2 separate regions of the Homo sapiens genome follow, and region 1 is linked to region 2. A link is a loop called in an ENCODE intact Hi-C map of the cell type or tissue named here. Cell type or tissue: thyroid gland. All regions are shown on one strand. Links, peaks and the distances in the headings refer to the core of each region. The heading gives the core; the rest is flanking DNA.

The links. Peaks named below come from ENCODE experiments on the same cell type or tissue, not always from the same donor. Only the 100,000 strongest peaks of a DNase experiment are listed, where the experiment ranks them.
Region 1: a loop joins it to region 2, with 5 times the contacts of the local background. A loop is called at or near these places in 4 of 110 quality-filtered maps.

The regions. Positions count from the first base shown.
Region 1 is chr22:21,914,506-21,919,869 of GRCh38, forward strand. It overlaps PPM1F (protein phosphatase, Mg2+/Mn2+ dependent 1F), which reads right to left. Exons shown (of 8, transcript NM_014634.4): 8 at 4,920-5,364. Among named protein-coding and RNA genes, the nearest start is that of PPM1F-AS1, 21 kb to the right of the region's middle. RefSeq lists an enhancer at 2,412-3,222. In thyroid gland, for the core only: no CTCF peak of the experiment used is centred there; a DNase peak (open chromatin) is centred at 2,788.
Region 2 is chr22:21,969,678-21,975,041 of GRCh38, forward strand. It overlaps TOP3B (DNA topoisomerase III beta), which reads right to left. Exons shown (of 18, transcript NM_001282112.2): 3 at 4,680-4,811; 4 at 2,935-3,041; 5 at 2,200-2,274; 6 at 533-729. Among named protein-coding and RNA genes, the nearest start is that of TOP3B, 10 kb to the right of the region's middle. In thyroid gland, for the core only: CTCF peaks have their summits at 2,793 (motif pointing right) and 2,996; no DNase peak of the experiment used is centred there.

The DNA.
Region 1 (5,364 bases), core at 86-5,085, 55 kb before region 2:
GTTGCAGTAAACTGAGAACGTGCCATTGCACTCCAGCCTAGGAGACAGAGTGAGACACCATCTCGAAAAAACAAACAAACAAAAAAACGAACAACAAAAAAAAGGAAAAATTAGAATAAAAATGTAAAATTTAATTAAATTTTAATGCAATTAATTTAATTTTAATTTACAAATTGCATAGCCTGCTCTGCCCAGCATTTTCACTTCTTGGTGTATACCCTAGAGAAACTCCTGTGCATGGAAACCAGGAGACCCGACAAGAATGTTTATGGCAGCTCTGTTTCTGCAAAGATCCAGAAACCCACACAGCATGGATGAATTCGAGAAACATATGCTAAGTGACACAAACATGAAGTATAAGAAAGCAGACAGTAAAATGTCATTTTCAGAAAGTTAAAAGATAAGCAAAACTATACAGCAGTGTGTAGGGATATAGACATAGTGGTAAATCTATGAGGATGATTCTAACATTTAGGATACTGGTTAGAGGGTGAGTGGTGGGGGCGGCCGAGGGTGAAGTCTAGAAGGATCTTCTTATTATGGGCAAAGTTGTTTTGATGTTGGCTGGTGGGTCTGTTTCACTGTTAGGCTTTGGAGCTGATCTGGACATCAATTCTCAAGGTGTTGATGTCAAAGGCTTTGTGTTTTAAAAATGGAAGAAAGCCAGGCGTGGTGGCTCACGCCTGTAATCCCAGCACGTTTGGAGGCCGAGGTGGGCAGACTGCCTGAGCTCAGGAGTGAGTTTGAGACCAGCTTAAGCAACATGGTGAAACCCCATCTCTACTAAAGTACAAAAAATTAGCCAGGCATGGTGCTCCACGCCTGTAGTCCCAGCTACTTGGGAGGCTGAGGCGAGAGAATCGCTTGAACCTCGGAGGCAGAGGTTGCAGTGAGCTGAGACCGCGCCACTGCACTCCAGCCTGGGTGACAGAGCGAGACTCTCTCTCTCAAAAAAAAAAAAAAAGAAAAAAAAAAGGAAGAAGATTTTTGTCTTCCATTTACTGAAATAAAACAGCACCTGATGAACTGCTCATATAGGATTGTCAGGGCTTGATATCTGTGTCCTTATAGACACATACGGTGTAAGAAACTTCCACTATTTTTTTCTAAATGTCTGCCTACAAACTTTTCTTGGTGCAAAAATCTTTCACTTACTGAAAGAAAACAGACCATGATAAGCTGTTCAGAAAAGTCTGCTACATTGTTGGGATCAGGCATTGAGATGGCAGGGAGGGAGTGGGCCCCAGAGGCAGGCCTTTGAGCCTCCTGGGGCTGGGCAGTGAGTGAGGAAGAGGTCCCCTGACTATGGCCACAGTGACTGCCTAGGACAGTGGTCCAAGGAGAGGCCTGCCTGTGATGGGGCTTTGGTGCCACCATGGCTCCCTGTGCTGCTCCTGGAGCTAACACATCTGGCCAGGACCCTCTATGGGGGTAGGACAAATCCTCAGGGCTGGCTCTCGAGGGCTTGTGCCCACTTCTTGGCTGTGGGAGGCCCAGATGTCCAGAACACCGATGTCCAAGTCCCAGGAAGCAGATCCAAGACAGCTTTGTGTATGGAGCCCCCCAGCTGAGGTCCTGTCCTCAACTGGTTCAGAGCCTGGCTCCACCCAAGACCAGCCACCTGTTCTCAAGACCAGGTGAGAACAGGAGGGATCTGCAGGACCACAACGCAGCTGGGATCCAGGGACCTTCTGAGGGAAATCTGGGGCAGGCCAGTCATCAGCCCTCCCAGCCAGGATTCTTGCCTCTGTTTCCCTGGCTCTGCCTCACGTCACCTCTTGCCTGGGGGACCTTGGTTTTGGGCTCCCTTCCACCAGCTGAAGCCTCCATTTGGTGGGTGTGAGGCCCAGTCCTAACCCCCCAGCTCCCCACCCCTTCCCCAGGCAGACTCTGGCCTCAGCTGTCTGTGCTAGACTTAGCTCCAGGTTTGGCCCCCTCCTGACTGAGGGGTTGGCTCACACCCCTTTCACCTCCATCCCCACCCCCACTTGCCACACTGTGGCCTGCTCCCATGGGTGAACCCCCTGTAGGTGCCAGGCAGCTCCAGCCCGTCTGCCTGCCTGTGCACCCTCAGTCCCTTGGGCCTCCCCCCCCCCCACCCAGAGGTCCTGAGAGAGGGTGCTCTCCGGGATCAGCTCTGTGAAAGTGAGGGGCAGACAGAGAGCACTGAGCCACTATCTGGCTGTGAAGATGAGTTTCAGACACATAAGCCAGTTCACCAGAGAACAGTCAAGACAGCAGATACTTAGGAAGGAAATCCTGCTGGGAGCTTCAGAGGAGCAGGGGTGTGGGGAGGAGGACATGGATGCTTGAGTAGGTGTGGTGGGCGGCCCAGGGCCTGGTCCCAGCTCTTGCATCCGGGGCTAGTTCCCCTGCTTCCCTAAGGATGCCCCCTCTGTGACACAGTGGACACAGATAAAGCTGTCTTTTGGCTAGGCGCGGTTGCTCACGCCTGTAATCCCAGTACTTTGGGAGGCTGAGGCGGGTGGATCACAAGGTCAAGAAATCAAGACCATCCTGGCCAACATGGTGAAACCCTATCTCTACACAAAAATTAGCTGGGCGTGGTGGTGTGCACCCGTAGTCCCAGCTACTCAGAAGGCTAAGGCAGGGGAATCGCTTGAACCCAGGAGGTGGAGGTTGTAGTGAGCCAAGATCGCACCACTGCACTCCAGCCTGGAGACAGAACAAGACTTCTCTCAAAAAAAAAAAAAAAGCTGCTTTTCTGGCGCTGGTCCTGGAGAGTTGGAGGCTGCAGCCCTGGGCAGCAGGCACTGCCGGGAGCCGGGGGAGGGGACTGAGAGCTCTCTCAGGTGGCTTGGGAAGGACCAGGAGAAAATGCACAGACAAGGCTACAGACAGGAGAGAGGAGGCCTGCAGGCAAAGTGGGAGTGGGGAAGGCACCGGGCTCAGGCAGCCCTAGGACAGCTGCTCCCATGCGCCCACAAGCCTGAGGGCCTCCCCCACATTCTACGGAGAAGTTCAGGGCAGCACTTTTGGCCGTGGCTGGGCAGTGTCTGCGGGGAGGCATTTCTGATGTTTGTGTGCCCTTGAAGCCTGAGCTCAGCCAGGAGCACAAGGGCGAGTTTCCCGGCCCCTGCTGCCTTGCTTTCTCTTGATTGAGAAAGGAACCAAAGATCAAAAGGCAGTGAAGAATTGGGGACTCTGAGAAGGGTGACTTTCCAAGGCTTGGACCCCTTAGCAGCTTTGCGGCCTAGGGGCACTTGACCCCTGTGTGATAAGCCGAATCCTCTTTGTCTTAGGTGGGGAATTGGTAGCTGGCTCATCCCTTGCCCCAGCACCTGCAGCAGCGTGGCAAACACTTGGCCAACATGCGCTGAAGGACTGGTCGACAGAGTCCCACGACTGGCTGCTTCAATACTGACCCCCTGAGGGCACTGAGAAGGCTCTGAAGCCGTCTCCAAGAGCAGTTTCATGTGTGCTAGGAGCTGCAGCCACATGGGACTGGGCCTGTGCGTGCTATCCTGGGGCTTCAGGGGGAACCAGCCCTCCAGCCTGCTAAGCGACCAGCAGCAACGCTCGGGCCAAGGCCCTGCATTTTGCTGCTGGCCGTCCTTGGGTGGGTGAGGCTACAGAGGTCTGGACTGGAGGTTGTGGTTGGGGGCCACAGGTCTAGAGCAAAGGGAGGCAGGTGGGCGGGCCTTGTGGGGGGTTCCCTAAAATCCATCAGGTGTGGTGGTCCTGAGGTGAGTTTCTGATATCTGTCCAAGCAGCCATCAGGGGCCAGTCCCTTCCACCAGGAACAGTGAGGCTTGCCCACCACCGAAGCGCTGCTCCCCACCCCCTCAGCCTCGCTCCCCCACCTAGTGCAGCCACCACTGCCATTCCTAGTTCTCTACCAGGACCCCAGGGCTTAGCACTGCCCACCCCTGCTGCTGGTGGATCTCTCCAGGTCTTCTGTTAAGGCATTTTTATCTTTTTTTTCCCTTAAAATTCCCATGACAGATTACATAAAAGCATTTTTAAAGCATGTTCACCGTACTAAAAAAAATTAGGATTTAGAAGAAAACCTAAAGGGGGGAGGAAAAAACCCCCTATAACCCTGCCCCTCAGGGAGCACCAGCAGTGAACCTGCAGTGGATTCACTTCTGGGCGGCAGCCGAGCTCCCATGTGGGACAAGTGCCATGCAGGCTTCGAGGATGGCGGAGCGGGGTGGCGGGAGCAGGGGGCAGAAGAAAGGCTCAGTGCTTTGTTCTTTTTTTGAGACAAGGTCTTGCTCTGTCACCCAGGATGGAGTGCAGTGGCGCAATCCTAGCTCACTGCAGCCTCAAGCTCCTCAAACTTAAGCGATCCTCCTGCCTCAGCCTCCTAAGTAGCTGGGACTACAGGCTTGTGCCATCATACTGGGGCTAATTTTTTGATTATCTGTAGAGATGGGGGTCTCCCTATGTTGCCCAGGCTGGTCTCAAACTCCTGAGCGCAAGAGATCCTCCCACCTCAGCCTCCCAAAGTGCTGGGATTACAGGTGTGCGCCACCACACCTGGCCTCAGGAGGTGCCAGGAGGGTATAAATGGTGGGCCTCAAGAGCGTCATGTCAGAGGGTCTCCATCCTCAGGATGGAACCTCCTGGGGCACATCAGGCTCCTGGATAAAATGAGGGGTCCTCAATGCTCCTGTGGCTCCCCAATGTCATGTGAGGTCCCAGGGGCTTAATCCCTTTCCTGTCACCTTCCTGCTGCTGGTGGGGGTGGGCTCAGAGCCCCTCAGGGAGGAAAATCAGGTTGCTGGCTAGACCAGGAGGGTGTAGGCCACCAGGGCTCTCTCCAGAATTTGTCTGCTCGCTTCGCAAGATTTGCAGATGGTCCCCAATATTAAAGCAGCTTCCAAACACATCTGGACATCAAAGGGGACAAGATGCTCAGAAGTCAGGAAGAAGGCAGGACTCGGGCGACAGAGTTCAGAACTTGTGGTTTATTGACACTTCTGCATGGTGGGTCCTTGGGAGACTGCCTTTCTGGCATCTTGGGACTTGTCCCTAAGAATAGGGAAGACAGTCATCCTGTCCTGGAGCAAAGCTCCCCCTTGCACAGGAACACAACTCCCATGCAGGAGAAGCCCACCGAGACGAACGCAGATAAACCCTTCGCAAGGCCTGCACTGCACCGGAATGGCAGAGCTCCGTGCATTTGGCAAAGCTATGGAGCCTTGGCAGAATGCACAGGACTCTGGGGGCTGCCCCCCTTGAGCTACAGAGGCAGAATCGAACCAAAAACACTGCTTCCTTTAACACAGCCCAACTGGCTTACATTTAGCTTGGGACGAGGCTAGGCCTAAGAAGGGCCAGAGCTGTCCTCCCAGCCCTGGGAACACGGCTGAGACGGCCCGGTGCCCACGCTGGGCT
Region 2 (5,364 bases), core at 140-5,139:
TTTGGGAAGCCAAGGTGGGCAGATTGCTTGAGCTCAGGAGTTTGAGACCAGCCTGGGCAATACAGTAAAACCCTGTCTCTACAAAATGCATAAAAATTAGCCAGGCATAGTGGTGCACACCTGTAGCACCTGTAGTGGAAGGCTCAGGTAGGAGGATCTCTTGAGCCTGGGAGGCAGAGGTTGCAGTGAGCTGAGATTGTACCACTGCATTCCAGCCTAGGCAACAGAACAAGACTCTGTCTCAAAAAAATAATTTTTTTTTTTTTTTTTTTTGTAGAGATGGGGTCTTGTTATGCTGCCCAGGCTGGTCTCAAACTGCCAACCTCAAGCAATCCTCCTATCCTGGTCTCCCAAAGTGCAGGGATTACAGGTGTTAGCCACTGTGCCTGGCCTTCTTCAGGGTTGGTGAAATCCCCTGTTGCTCATCCTGGCTCGAGGAGGCCTAGGGGCCCCGGAGGGGGACCAGTAGAGGCAGGTCTCTGGCTGAGGGAGAGTGAGGGTGTGCCCAGGACTCTGCGGGTGTGGCCAGCACCTGGTGAATGCACAGCCGATTCGCAGGTCCAGCTCCTGGCGAGCATCCACTGAGAGCGCCTCGTTGTGGTCAGGCTCGCCTAGGCAGGCCATGGCATTACAGATGTCTGTGTCCGTGATGGAGCTAAACCTGGCCCGGAACACGGTCTTCTCGCCACCATGGGCCTTGTTCATGACGGGCAGAACAGCATCAAGAACCTGGGGGTGGGGAGTGGCCAGCTGTGACCCACCTCCCAGATCCCTGCCACAGCTCCCCACCCCACTGTGAAGCCTGGTTCCTTCCAGGAAAGAACACGTGTGCTCGGCTCCCTCTCCTGCCCCTGCCAGACCCTCCTCTATCCCCTTTCCTGCACCTGCCAGACCCTCCTCTATCCCCCTGCCTTTCCAGAAGCCCTGAGCACTCCACAACACCCCACCACATGGCTTCCTTTACTCCCATCTAGAAACATACTCGAACACTCCCTTCTTACTCCCGCCCTCTCTTCTAATCCTCTGCTTTCATCCCCACCAAATCAGGAAATGCTACTGCCAAGTACATGAGGGACCTCTTAGTCCCCAAACCCATCCCATGTGACACGATTCCCTGCCTTCTAGGAGGGAGGGTTTGGAGGGGTGGGTGGAAATTTTAAGAGGCTGAAGAAAAGACAGGGAAGGAAAAAAGAATGAAGGGGAAAGGAAATGGGCAAGAGCAGGAAGGCCACGGGTGGTCCTAGCTTGTGGTGGGGGCAGCTCGGGCTAAAGCACAGCAGGGGTCCTGGAGCCGAGACTCACTAGGAAGGCCGTGCAGTGGGACTAGGGTCGCCGCCGGAGCCTGGCCACGCAGCTTCCTTACTGGGAATAAGTGGCTTCATTTCTGAAGGGAGAAAGCCCCATGAGCTGCCCCCATTCTCCATTCCCAGATGCAAAGGCCCCCAGGGAGGAGCCGCCCTGCAGGGGAGGAGAGGGTATCTGGGAAGAGACAGAGTGTGATCGCATTTGCTGAGGGTGCTGTACTGCAACGCCAGGTGCCTCAGCTCTGTCTCACTGACCAGCTCTTGAGCCACGGGTGAGAGCTGGGGGTACAGGAGCACGGGGGCGACCCATAGAACAACAGTCTGAAGGGCACCAAGTGAGACCAGCAGTCATGGCCACTGTGAGGGCACCATGGCCGGGGCAAGCATGGGGCATGGGGTGTGCACAGGGAGCAGCTGCCACCTGCTTCTCTGCAGGGCTCCCAGGGTTGGCTGGAGGCAGGAGGCATCCTGGATGAGGCAGGAGATGAGCAGAGCGAGGCCTGCAAAAGGAGCTCAGTGCTGAGGTCGGGAATCAACCAGCATCAACCCAAGGTCCCTGAGAAGTCACGCTGGGCACAAGATGCTGAACACCAAGCTGCCCCAAGACAATCCCATTCTGAAACCTGCATCCACCCAGACAATTTGGCCCCTCCTATGTTCACTCATACCGTTGAGGCCTCAGCAAGCGGAGGAACAACTGACCACCTTTAATAGAGCCTATGCAGTTAAAAGTATCTGTGGAGTTTCAGAATAAAGGGAGGGGAGAGGTGTTTTTAAACCGGTACAGTTTACTCCCTCCTTTGGCCCCAGGAGTGATGTGACTGACTGCTGGTGTCAGTTTGGGGCTGGTGTCAGAAAGGCCAAAAGTGAGGAACAAAGTGAGCCTCACACTCACCTCAAAGCAGATGTTCTCCCCCTCCTTGTCGCAGTCCAGCCACAGCACGATGTAGTCGCAGCCTCTGCCCTCCACCTGCCACACAGCACAGGTTCACACGTACCTGCTGCAGACCCGGTCTGTGCCACCCGCCCCCAGTGCTCCCATCCAGGACAGGGCTTGGTCCCAGGCCCTGAACCTCAGTTAGGAGGACTGGTACCTGGGCTGGGTAAGGAGCTGGCTGTGTTGAGGCTGGCTCAGCCAACAGAAAAGAATTGAGTTTATAATTGATGTTTTTTGGACCAAAAAAAAAAGTATAAATGCAACATGATCTTATACCCCAAAACTGCCCAGAAGAAGGGTTAAAATGAAATAACCCTAAATGATAACAGCAGTCGTCTTGGGTAATATGATTATGCATAATTTTTCTGTCTTTCTACTTATCTGCACTTTCTAATTTTCCATAATCTGTATGCATTTGTTTTAAAATTAAGGAGAAAAACCCCCCGACCAAACAAGCTATTTTAAAAGCAGAAGGCCTGCTCTCCAGGACTGAGGGTTGGCAATGGCAACTGCCTTGTGTGTTGGGGGTGCCTGCAGGTGCCTCGTGGGCCAGCAGGGGGCACTCACAGAAAAAGCTAGCAAAGGCCCCCCTGTCCAAGGGGGATTAGGACTCAAGCAAGGGTGGGCAAAGACATGGCAGCTGTGGAGGGTGGGGAGCCCCGGTGTGCTCATGCCCAGGCCAGCCCCACGCACCTGCAGGAACTTCACCATGTTCAGCTTGGGGTTAGCTTCTTTCTTCTCCGTGGGAGCTTGGCTGAACAGTTCTGCGGGGTCCACTTTGTCCCATTTGTTGTATTTTCCTACAAACCAGTCACAGTGACATTGAGTCACAGGAGCTCAGCCTCCGAGACCATCATAACCCCAGGAGGATGTTGGCCTCATCCCACAAATGAGGAGGGGAAAGCTTGGAGAACAATTTGCCCAGGGTCATCCTGATGATCAGAGGCAGAGCCAGGATGTGGGTTCAGGCCTTTGGTAACCCCCTCCCATCCAGCCTCCTTTCTGCTCGGCTGCTGAGCGGACCCACCACACCCCGGCCAACCACAGGAGCCAAGCAAGCTCTCGGGGGGCTGCCACTCTGGCCTCACTTCCGGGACTTTCCCTGTGGCTGGGAGCACCATTCCTGGGCTGGGTCTCTTTGCCTGAGCACTGGACCCCACAATGGTGCCTTCATTGACACTTCCAACCTGAGTTTCTGGAACTTTGTCCTTCCACCCAGCACTCTGTGGGGGCACACATGTGTGCAGTCGTTCCTGTTAAAGGACCATCTTTTTGAGCCTCATGCCCAGCACATTCACCTACTCATCTACAGAGACCCGGTTCTTGCATGCTCAGCTGTCTGGCTTTCTTTTAGGCCCCATTTCTTTTTTTTTCTGAGACAGGGGTCTCGCTCTATCACCCAGGATGAAGTACAGTGATACGATCACGGCTAACTGCAGTCTCGACCTCCCAGCCTCAGTCCATCTTCCCACCTCAGCCTCCCAAGACTACAGGTGCGCACCACCATGCCAGCTGATTTAAAAAGAATTTTGTTTTTTTTTTTTTTTGTAGAGACAGGGGTCTCACTATGTTGTCCAGACTAGTCTTGAACTCCTGGGCTCAAGCGATCCTCCCCAGGCCCCATTTCTTGCATCCTGGGAGAATGGGGTCAGACAGAGCCAAATTCAAATCCCGGCTCCCCACCTGCCAGTTGGAGATAAAACTTGGGGTCCAAATGCTCAGCCACACAACTCAGTCACCATCATTGTCATCACTGTCATCAATGAGCAGCAAGAACAAGGGCTGAGGCTTTGCTGTGTGTCGGGCCCTGTGCTGAGTGCTTTGCCCTCACTGTCACACTGAATCCTTAGCCTTGGGAAGCAGATGGCATTGCTGTGAGACCCATTTCACTATGAGAAGTGTAAACTCAGAGGCCGTCATTGCCCACATCCCCAGCCAGTGAGCCGGCAGAGCAGGGGGAAAAGCCTGGATCAGACTCTTGCCAACCACATGGCCCCAAACCTACACCCAGCAGGTCACTAATACTGGCGCTTCCAAGGTAATTGATAACAGTAACAATATAGGAATGACAACGACAGCCACCAAATGACCGACAGATGACGGTCAACTTGGCAACAGCAGCAGCCTTCTCTTAAATGCCTGCACAGGTCAAGCCCTTCCTAAGATAGGTGCTGCCACTTTGTCTACATAGGAAGGCACACAGGGAATGCAGCGACTAAGGGGTGCCGCTATGATGGGGACCCAGGGCTGAGTTCCAGAGCCTGGGTTCTGGGCACCGCACCAGGGACCCTCTCATTGCTACTTCATGATCTGCTGGCCTTATGACTCATGGAGTTGGGACAAACTTCCCTGCCTAGAGGCATCTCCTGGCTTCAACTGGACCCTGGCCAGTGCCATGCAGAACTCCCTTCAGTAGGATGGAGGGTAGAGGGGCTTACCCAGGAAATCCAGGGTCATCACGTGACCACAGACAGACGTCATCTTGAAGCGCACTGGCTGGCCAGCAAAGGTCCCAGTGTACTCGTGGACTGAGCAGGCCCCGTTCAGCCCTTTGTGTGAGGACAGGCTCCCTGGGGATGAGGAAGCACAAAGTGACTGGCTGCTTCAGCTGAGCTGAAGACCCTGTGGAGACCCCAGCCCGGATGCCACCTCCCAGAGGGCCAGAGTCCTCCTTCCCCAGAGTGGTGAGTGACGACATTCCGCAGACTGGTGCGGGTAGTTGGGCACTGAGAGGTGGGACGGCGCTCAGGGAAAACAGCATCTGCCAACAACCTAGCACAGAGCACTCTCGATGCAGAGCCCCAGGCTGCCGGGAGCCAGGAGCAGGCAGGGGTGGGCTCTTTCTCTGTATTTATGTTTTCACTCTTCAATTCCATTTTTGCCTCACTTCATTGAAACGTTATTCATCGTTTACTAAAACAGACTCCAGATCTACTCTCGGTTACCAGGGACCTTCTAATTATCGAATTCTCACCCTCTCCACTGACCATACTCAGCTGTACTTTCTCAGCTTCTGGGCACCGGGCACCACTTTTGGGGCACCGTCCCCTGCGGACCATGCCTTCTCAGCTGAACGAGGGTCTCTTCCCCTCTCAACTGCTGGACCAAGGGGAGGCCAGGTAG